2 separate regions of the Homo sapiens genome follow, and region 1 is linked to region 2. Evidence: chromatin loops called from intact Hi-C (ENCODE). Cell type or tissue: adrenal gland. All regions are shown on one strand. Region 1 overlaps DNAH2 (dynein axonemal heavy chain 2). Region 2 holds the start of EFNB3 (ephrin B3).

Evidence for each region. Hi-C counts contacts between places; a loop is a spot of excess contacts. Peaks named below come from ENCODE experiments on the same cell type or tissue, not always from the same donor. Only the 100,000 strongest peaks of a DNase experiment are listed, where the experiment ranks them.
Region 1: it touches region 2 in a loop (2.9-fold over the local background); 2 of 110 quality-filtered maps call a loop at or near these places.

Annotation. Positions count from the first base shown.
Region 1 is chr17:7,772,343-7,777,342 of GRCh38, reverse strand. DNAH2 (dynein axonemal heavy chain 2) reads right to left here. Exons shown (of 86, transcript NM_020877.5): 29 at 2,367-2,584; 30 at 2,001-2,102; 31 at 1,194-1,319; 32 at 454-564. Among named protein-coding and RNA genes, the nearest start is that of DNAH2, 57 kb to the right of the region's middle. In adrenal gland, no CTCF peak of the experiment used is centred here; no DNase peak of the experiment used is centred here.
Region 2 is chr17:7,701,173-7,706,172 of GRCh38, reverse strand. It overlaps WRAP53 (WD repeat containing antisense to TP53), which reads right to left. Exons shown (of 11, transcript NM_001143992.2): 6 at 4,624-4,714; 7 at 4,384-4,516; 8 at 3,621-3,829; 9 at 3,327-3,430; 10 at 3,046-3,180; 11 at 2,671-2,930. The coding sequence ends at 2,687. EFNB3 (ephrin B3) reads right to left here and starts at 971. Exons shown (of 5, transcript NM_001406.4): 1 at 453-971. The coding sequence starts at 574. RefSeq lists enhancers at 1-593, 2,278-2,357, 1,487-2,378, 2,379-3,272 and a silencer at 2,288-2,582. In adrenal gland, no CTCF peak of the experiment used is centred here; DNase peaks (open chromatin) are centred at 320, 770, 1,577, 2,326 and 1 weaker place; H3K4me3 peaks cover 922 bases; H3K27me3 peaks cover 1,555 bases.

The DNA of each region.
Region 1 (5,000 bases), 71 kb before region 2:
CACCTGCTGTAACTCCTGGTAATTCTGCTCTACCACGGACTGCCCCCACTGGACTTCCATCATAAAGCACCCTCGCTCTGGCCCTTTTCCACCAGCTCACCTCTAATTCTGACTGCTCCCTCCCTGCAATTCTAGCTCCAGGCCTAGCCCATACTTGCAGAGCACCCACCTACTTTTTTCTTTTCTTTTCTTTTCTTTCTTTTTTTTTTTTTTTGAGACAGAGTCTTGTTCTGTCGCCCAGGCTGGAGTGCAGTGGTACGATCTTAGCTCACTGCAGCCTCAACCTCCTGGGTGTGCCACCAGCTAATTTTTGTATTTTTTGGTAAAGAAGGGGTTTCGCCATATTGCCCAGGCTGGTCTCGAACTCCTGGGCTCAAGCGAGTGGGCTCCTACCACCTCTGCCTCCCAAAGTGCTGGGATTACAAGCATGAGCCAGTGCGCCCAGCCTCTCACCTGGTTCTTCTTCATGACCTTGAGGATTTTCTTGTCTGCCCGCTCCTTCGCTGTCAGCAGGCACTTGGTGACATCAGCCGTCCACTGGATCTGACTGGCAGTGATCACCACCTGGGGATGTGCAGAAGCCACGTCCCAAAGCCCTGTCCTTGGCTACACGCACAGCCCAGCTCCCAAGTCCCAGCTAATTCAAGAACCATGTGCCTCTCCCAACTGCACCCAATCTGCTCTGAAGGATGGGACATGGGCCTCAGGTCAGGAGCTAAGGGTCCAGCTTGGAGTGTACCAGAGCCACAGCTCAGAAAGGGGGGTAAGAAACCACACTGTGTGAGACTCAAGATTCTGTCTTTCCACTGGCCACCTCCTTTTAACTCCATCTTCTCGTTCCCTCATTTCTTCATTTCTTTCTTTTTTTCTCTTTTTTTAGACAGAGTCTTGCTTTGTCACCCAGGCTGGAGTGCAGCGGCACAATCTCGGCTCACTACAACCTTCACCTACTGGGTTCAAGCTATTCTTCTGCCTCGGCCTCCTGAGAAACTGGGACTACAGGAGCACACCACCACACCAGATAATTTTTTGTATTTTTAGTAGAGACGGGGTTTCACCATGTTGGCCAGGCTGGTCTTGAACTCCTGACCTCAAGTGATCTGCCCACCTCGGCCTCCCAAAGTGCTGGGATTACAGGCGTGAGCCACCGTGCCCAGCCCCTTGTTCCCTCACTTCTGTTGACCCCAGCTCACCTGGCCAGCCCACTCCTTCACCCATTTGTCCCTCTTGTTGAGGAACTTCCTGAGGGCCAGGTGGCAGTTCCGGAGAAGGTCCCGCAGGGTCACCCTCATGGTCTGTTCCACATCGCCAAGCCAGGACTGGGGGGAGGTGGGAGAATAGGGCAGCTCAGCCTGAGGGGGCACGGCCAAGGTCCTCCACAGGGAAGGCACTTATGGAGCAGCACTTCAGGGCTTTGTACCCAGAGAAAAGCGGGAATGGCCAACAGCTGGCTTGCGTTCCTGAGAGAAATGGAGGCTAGGAGGCAGATGATCTGACTTTCAGAAGGAAATTTCGGTTCAGAGCAGAGATGGTCATTGTCAGGAATGGCAGGTGAGATGGGAAAGAGTGACTAACGGCCATTTAAAGAGGTCTTCTCTCCTCATGGAGCCAGTTGAACTTTCTTTTTTTTTTTTTTTCTTTTTTTTTTTTTGGTTTTGAGACGGAGTTTCACTCTTGTTCCCCAGGCTGGAGTACAATGGCGCAATCTCAGCTCACCACAACCTCCGCCTCCCAGGTTCAAGTGATTCTCCTGCCTCAGCCTCCCGAGTAGCTGGGATTACCAGCATGCGCCACCGCGCCCACCTAATTTTGTATTTTTAGCAGAAACGGGGTTTCTCCATGTTGGTCAGGCTGGTCTCAAACTCCCGACCTCAGGTGATCTGCCCACCTCAGCCTCCCAAAGTGCTGGGATTACAAGTGTGAGCCACTGCGCCCGACCCAGGTGAACTTTCTGTAGGAAGAAGAATCAGCTAGGTCCTCAGACCCTCACCACAACTCACCTCCACAGGGCCTTCTAAAAATACTGAGTGGAGGAAGTCAATGTACTCGCCGTCGCCCGAGAACATCCCCACAGCTTCCCATTTGCTGCTGGGCCCTCCAACCTGCAGAAAGCAGAAGCTACTCAGAGCCTGGCCTGCCCACCCTTGGTGTCCGCCTAGAAGTCCTGGGGCCTTTTGAGGATAATTACTGCTCCTCTCCCCTCCTCTCAATATTACCAATTCTAAGAAGTTCTATCCCCCTGAGAATTGAGAATCATTAATTAACATGGCCCTCCTTTTGGGAGGGCAGGGTCCCCTCCAAAGCTTTTCATACCCCAACACCCTCCCTTCGCCACCCAGCATCTCACTGTGGCCACTTCTACTGACCTTCTGGATTCTCAGCAACTTGATGTTGTCAAAGCATTTTTTGAGGTGTGGCTGCACAGCCTCTGGGTTTCGGGACTGGCCCAGAATCTCCAGCAGGTCATCATTGGACAAGAAGTAGAAGCGGGGGAAAATATGTCGCTTGGTCTCTAAATACATATCCAGAGATTTCTGAATATCTTCCAGGATTGTATTCATTTCTATCAATGTGTCCAGGAGGCCTGGGAAGAAGAGCGATGAATGACATTTGATTCATTTCCACTGCCCTGGGCGGATCTGGATGCCCCAACTCTGTGTTCTTTGCCAGCTCTTGAACAGTGGGGCACAGACTGCCATGAGGGTTTCTGGACGCAGAGAAGTATCCCCAGACTGTCTAACATGCTCAACCCATTCTCTCTGTTAATTCATTACAGTATTCATTATGCACTATTGTACATGTTACCGTTTATGCATTGATACATCATATATGATTTCATTAATACAGTAATTCCCCCTTATCCACAGTTTCACGTCCCATGGTTGCAACTACCTGCAGACAACTGTGGTCCGAAAATACTGAATGGAAAATTCCAGAAATAATCCCTAGGTTTTAATTGCACACTGTTCTGAGTAGTGTGATGCAATCTCTCACCATCCTGCTCTGTCCCCCAGGATGTGAATTATCCCTCTGTCCAGCGTCTCCATGCTGCGGAGGTTCCCTGCCCGTGAGTCACTTAGTAGCCCTCTCGGTTATCAGATCGACTGTTGCGACATCACAGCAGTGCCTGTGTTCAAGTGACCCTAATGTCACTTAATAATGTAAGCAAAAGTGCAAGAGTAGTGATGCTGCCAATTCAGATACACCAAAGAGAAGCCGTAAAGTGCTTCCATAAACAGCTTCCTTCCTTTAAGTGAAAAGGTGAAAGTTCTCAACTGAGTTTGCTGAGATCTACAGTAAGAATGAATCTTCTGGCCTGGCACAGTGGCTCATGCCTGTAATCCCAATACTTTGGGAGGCTGAGGTGGGTGGATCACTTGAGGTCAGGAGTTCAAGACCAGCCTGGCCACCATGGTAAAATCCCATCTCTACTAAAAATACAAAAATTAGCCAGGCGTGGTGGCGGGTGCCTGTAATCCAAGCTACTCGGGAGGCTGAGGCAGGAGAATTGCTTAAACCCAGAAGGCAGAAGTTGCAGTGAGCCGAGATTGTGCCACCGCACTCCAGCCTGGGCGACAGAGCGAGACTCCGTCTCAAAAAAAAAAAGAAGAAAAACAGAATATGAATCTTCTATCTGTGAAACTGCGACGAAGGAAAAAGAAATTCATGATAGTTTTGCTGTCACACCTCAAACTGCAAAAGTTACAGCCTCAGTGCGTAATAAGTGCTTAGTTAAGATGGAAAGAGCATTGAATTTATGGGAGGGAGACACGAACAGAAACATGTTCTGATTGATGGCAATTGGGTTCACTACTATCTGAGGTGTCAGGCATCTACTGGGGGGTCTTGGAACATATCCCCAGTGGGTGGGGGGGACACTGTATAACACACCCACCTAAGAACTTGGGGGTCCGTCTTCCTAGATTTCCCATAGGCAAAAAAGAAAAGAAGGGCTGGAGGAAGAACTTGGGGATCCACTGGCCAACCCAAGAGCTTCTGAAAAGTAGAGATTACCCTCCACTTACACAATCTAGCAAGCTAAATAATTTTATTTAGATACATGGCATGTGCACACAGTGAAAGAAATCTGCAAGGACTGGGGTTGCCAATGTCCTTCATGTCATAGCAGAAAGAGTCCCAGAGCAGGCGGCAGAAGACCCCCAATCAGATAGTAGTTCTTTCACTTACTGTCATGTCAATTCACCTCACTGAGTTTTGACCTTTTTGTGTACAAAATGGCAATAAAATCCATCTCAAAAACCAACGTGAGGCTGGGTGTGGTGGCTCATGCCTATAATCCCAGCACTTTGGGAGGCCGAGGTGGGTGGATCACTTGAGGTCAGGAGTTCGAGACCAGCCTGACCAACATGGTGAAACACCGTCTCTACTAAAAAAATACAAACTTAGCTGGGTGTGGTGGCACACGCCTGTAGTCCCAGCTACTTGGGAGGCTGAGGCAGGAGAATTGCTTGAACCGGGAGGTGGAGGTTGTGGTGACCTTAGATCATTCCATTGCACTCCAGCCTGGGCAACGAGAGCAAAACTCCGTCTTAAAAAACAAACAAACAAACAAACAAACAAACAAACAAAAAACCAATGTGAGTAGTAATTGAAATGTATTCACATCAGTAGCTTCTCAATAATGTTAGTTTCCTCCCAGCCTACAGCCCCATACCTCAGGCCTTGATTGATTTTCCCCTTGTCTTCCCAGTTCCTAGCTTTCTGAAGAAAGGAGGGACACTAGTGAGTGTGAACTCAGAGGTGACCCTCATGCCTTCAAGCACAGGGTCTACAGGCTGTTGGATCCTTTGAGTCAAACCTGAGTGACCCCTGGAGATCACAGGCATGCTCAGTAGCCGTGGACAAGATGGATTTGTTCTGTGCATTCAACAAAGGGATCATTGTTTTTTTGGCTTTGCTTATAAATTGTTACGGAATATAATTCTGTCAATTATTTCAAATAGTATCAGTTGTTGTCATTCAACTTTGCATACCATAAC
Region 2 (5,000 bases):
ACCCCCTTGCCTCCCATCTCGGATGCGCAGTCCCTCTGGGGGAGGGAGGCACCCTGCCCTGCCTTCCCCTCAGCGACTCGCAGCACCTAATCTGCAGCTCTCTCCTGAGAGCTGACAGTAACCAGGCTCCCTCCAAGCCCAGCCCCCGACGCAGGCCTCCCACAGATCCAAATACCCACCTCACTGCCCTCCCGGCTACCCATGAACTTTCTTCTCCTTGCCCCTTTGGGGTCTCCAAACTCCTGACATCCATAGCACCACCCGCATCCAGCTCTGCGTGGGACCCGGAGTCTGGCTCCCAAGATCACCTGTCTAGTAACCCATCACACATCAGAGCACCAGCACCTTCCCTCCCGCCTCCTCCCTGCCCACAGAAGCCCGCCTCCAAGCCCCCAGAGCTTCCCTACCCACTGCCCTAGGGTCTGGGATCTCCCCAGCCGCAGGCCACTCACCTCTTATTCGCCGAGTTCCAGTAGACAGGCTCCAGGCTGAGCCCAGACACCAGCCCCAAAACCCCCAGCAGCAGCAGGGCCCCGACTCGCACGCCCCCCGGCCCAGAATGGGGGGGCCCCATGACCCCGCCAAGGCCTGGGGGGCGGGGCACCAACTCCCCCAAAGTCGCCCACCCCCCGGGGTGGCTGCCTTGGCTGCCTGGCTCTTCAGCCCGGACCACCCCGGTAGCTGATGCCCCCAGCGCCCACGCGGACCTGCTTCCTGCTGTGCCCGCGCCCCCGCGGCAGAGCGCTCAGCCCCACCAGAGCCCTTCCAGGGGCCGTCTGCAGGCGCCCTACGCGCCCCCGGCCCACGCGCCAGCACCCCGGGATCTGTGAGCCCGCCTAAGTGGGGGACTGGGGGAGCCGGGGACCGGGCGGGGGCGGCATGGGGCGCCGGACCAGGGAGCGAGGAAGGGGGCGCCGAGCCGGAGCCCCAGCCTCGCTGGGATTGAGGGCAGCGGGCTAAGGGAGGAAACCAGTCCCGAGCCCAGGAGGGGGGAGTTAAAGGAGAGGCGGGGAGGGGCAGAGGATGGTGGAGGGAAAAACCGGAGCTGGAGCTCGAGGCGGAGCGGGCGGCAGCATCCCGCGGCCCACGCCCCCCACACCTCCCTCACCTCGCGCACCTCCCGCCCGCCGCCCCGCCTCAGCCCCCGGCGCGGGCTGTCACGCCCCCTTTGTCTCTCCGAGCCTCTGGCTCCGGCTGAGTTCTGCCCGGCTCCCCTCCTGCCCTCCGATCGCCCAAGCTGCTGGAATCTTCCTCTCTCGAATCCAGAAAGGCTCTCGCCCTCTCCACCCCGAGGAACCCACCCCTTTCGCTCCCGCAGCCTCCTCCTCCATCCCAAAACAACACCGCTGCTCCCGGCAGGTTTGGAGAGAATAATAATAACCTTGAAGGCTTGGCGCTTTACAAAGTGCGGCGGAGCTGATCGTCACGACTACCTGTGTGAAGTGGGAGGGGCAGAGCTAACGATCCCATTGCAGAGATGAGGAAACTGAGGCTCAGGGAGGCCCCGTGACTTGCCCAAGGTCACACAGGAAGTCTGGGATAAAGCTAGAAACCAAACCCAGGCTGCGCACCTCCCACTCTTGGGGTCTCTTTTGTCACTGCTCCATGGACCAAGTGCTGTTGTTACCTGGGGGTTAGTGAAAAACAAGAGTTTAGGGGATACACTTGGGTCTTTCCTAGATGGCTGGGGGGAGAAGCGGGGCTGGGAGAAGAAGGGGCGTACCTACAACCCCAAACCGGCGCTGCGCAGGAAGGGCTGTTTCCAATTATCCTGGGGGAAGGGAGGAGTTGCCTTTTCGGGTGTAAGAGCCCTGGCTTTCAGCACCTCTGGGCAGGGGTGACATTCCTCTCCCTCTCAAGCCTCCCCAGGCCTTTCGTCCCTTCCCTTTGATTGTGAGGTCCAAAATCACATCCCCTGCTGGCAGTATTTCTTCAAAGTCCCCCCATTCTCAGTGTTTGGGAAGGTGTTGGGGGGAGGAGGGAGGAGTCACTGCTTCAAATGACACACTCGTCCCCCACCCCCAAAGACAGAGCAGACAAATGGAGAAACAAGCCCAGCGACAGCCGCTGAATGAATAAGACCCTCGCCGCGCCCCGCATGGAACAGCAATATCAAAGGTGACGACTGTATTTTTCAACACCTTTACTCTTTTATGTGTGTCCTTGACTCTGGCAACTGGGTTGTCTGCCTCCTGGGGAGCCCCGGGGAGCGGAGGAGAGTGCTCCTGCTCCCCTCAGAGCTGAGTAATGGTCCCCATGCTGCTGGAGAATGGCAAACAGTGTGGAGTGTGGGCGACAGGCGCCCTGTCACTGTCTGCACAGTCTCACACGGTCACACCCAACAGTCTGACCCAGCTCCTGCTCAGCCCCGCTCACCCTGACCCCTGCCGCCCCCACCTTGGGAGTGAGATTTCAAACAGGTTTCCCCCTTCAGTTTACCAAGTTGCCTAGCAACCAACCAGTCAATGGCATGAAGCCCCACCCCCACCCACTTGACTTCACACCAAGCTCAGCCGCCCCATTGGCTCCTGCCTGGTCCCACCTCTCAACGCCTGGTTTCAGGACCAATATGCCATACCCACTGCTGCTGGACCAGGGAGCCCGCCAGTCCCCCTGCCTGGTCCCCCACCTCACTCATATGCCCCCCCAAAACAGACACGAAGACTCTAGTATCATAAAAACCTTTTTATATCAGCTCACCCACACCTCCCTCCGTTCCTCCCTGCCCTTTCTCGCCCTGGTGATCATCAGGGATGCTGGAGTCTGGCGCCCCCCCACACCACCAGAGCTGAAGCCGACATTCAAGGTGGACGTGGCGCGTGGAGAGCAAGGGAAGGCCCAGCTCCTCTCCTTCGTCCCCACTCTCTGTGGGCTCAGGAAACACACGCTGACCGGAGGCAGTGGCCAGGAGAGGCAGGCTAGGGTGCAGGCTGAGGGAGAGATGGGGAGGGTCTATCAGTGCCTTCAGTGAGGACACTTGCTCCCTCTGGGATTCACCTCCCTCCCCAACCCAAGCCCCAACATCTCTGGAATTGAACTGAGGACCTCACGCCATTGGTGCAGTCCTTCTGGGGCAGAAAACTCAACACGGGCTCCGGCTTCCCATCATTGCCAGGCCCGTCCGTGTCCCACACAGAGACAGCCCCGCTCGTGCTGCCACTCACTAGGAACTGCCCGGTCCTGCGAGAGAGAGGAGAGATTTGCTGGCAGAGGCCTCACCCCTGGGGCAGGAACCCCTCACACCCAGGGACTGGGACCCTACAGCTGGGCTCTGGCATTCCTAGGCTTATCAGGGCCCTGTGTAGGAAGGAGTCACAGCCACTCACGGGTCCAGATCGAAGTAGATGCGCTGATTGGTGGTCACCTCTCGACCCAGGGACCACAGTGGGTAACCAGACTGCCGGAGATCCCAGCACAGGAGCTCAGCATCCTGGAGACAAGGAACAGGACCTGGAGTCACCCCCAAAGCCCTGGATGTCCCTGCCTCCCTCGGGGTCTCCAGGCACTCCTTCAGCTTGGGATTTTTTCCCCATCCCCACCCATTCCCCTACACTGCAGACTACATCCCTGCTCCTGCCCCGCTGCCCAGCTGCTTTGGGCTCTCAGGGTGTGACCCCTACCTTGCGGGCTCCTGAGAAGAAGCGGTTGCCATCGGGATGAAAGCAGAGGTGGGTGATGCCCCCTTGGTGCCCTCCCAGCAAGGCGAGAGGGGAGCCATCATCCCAGGCATACAGACCCAGGGAGCGGCCGTAGGAGCCACAGGCATAGAGGGGCTGGGCTGGGCTGAAGGCTATGCAGGAGATGATGCCGCTCTGGCCCTGCTTTTTTGCTAGAGAGGGAAGGAACAAAGTGGGGGAGGGGGCAATGGCTCCTGGCACTAACCAGGCTAAGCAGAGGTCTGTCTCCCGTCCCAGCACCAACATGCTTGGACTCAACATCCCCCCCATGCTGTCTGTCACAAGCAGGACAAAGACCTCTGATGCTCCCCACATCTATCCTCCCAAAGGACCTAAATGCCCAAGCCCCACTTCATCCCTCTCAAATCCCAGTTCTTCCTTGGAGAGATGCAAGTTGAAGGCCTACAGGAAAACGGAATCAGCTTTATCAACAATTTTCTAGAAAGATTTCAGAGACCAAAAGCTCCACAGCTGACAGGGTATGAGTTCAGGAAGGAAGCAGTCCTTTGACCAGCTGGTTGGCCTTGGGAAGGTTTCCTACCTGCTCTGAGCCTGTTTGCTCCTCTGCCGACTGGGCTGCACCTGCTCCCGGGGCCGTACAGAGGACGGCGTGAACCCCCACAGGTGGCCCCCGGCTCACAAAAGGCCCCTGTGCAGGTGGCAGTGCCCTTCCCTCTCCTCCTCCCTTGGAGGCACAGATGCTTACCAAATGTGGCTCGGACCTCGCAGTCTCGGCCAGGCCGGGCCGTGGAAAAAACACGCACAGTCCGGTTGAAGCCACAGAAGAGCTGGGAGCCATCCGGGGAGAAGCAGAGCGAATGGGCTGCCGTCAGCTCATCCTGGGGGAAGGAAAGGGCTGAAAACAGGTCTTGCAAAGCCTCAGCTGCCCTCAAGGAAGGAGAGCCGGGCCAGTACGAGTGCTGGGGCTGAGTATGGCGGTCCCTACCAGGTGGTTGTAGGCGCGAAAGGAAGCCCGGAGCTCTCCAGTGAATGCGTCCCAGATATGAATCGGGTTCTCCCGGCTGCTGCTGGCCACGCTGAGAGAGACATGGACACTGAAACCCCGGTGCTGTCAAAGGAAGGGGAGGAATGGCCGGGCACAGTGGCTCATGCCTGTAATCCCAGCACTTTGGGAGGCCAAGGCAGGTGGATCACTTGAGGTCAGGAGTTCGAGACCAGCCTGGCCAACATGGTGAAACCCTGTCTCTACTAAAAATACAAAAATGAGGCTGGGTGTGGTGGCTCATGCCTGTAATCCAAGCACTTCAGGAGGCCAAGGCAGGTGGATCACCTGAGGTCAGTTCGAGACCAGCCTGGCCAACG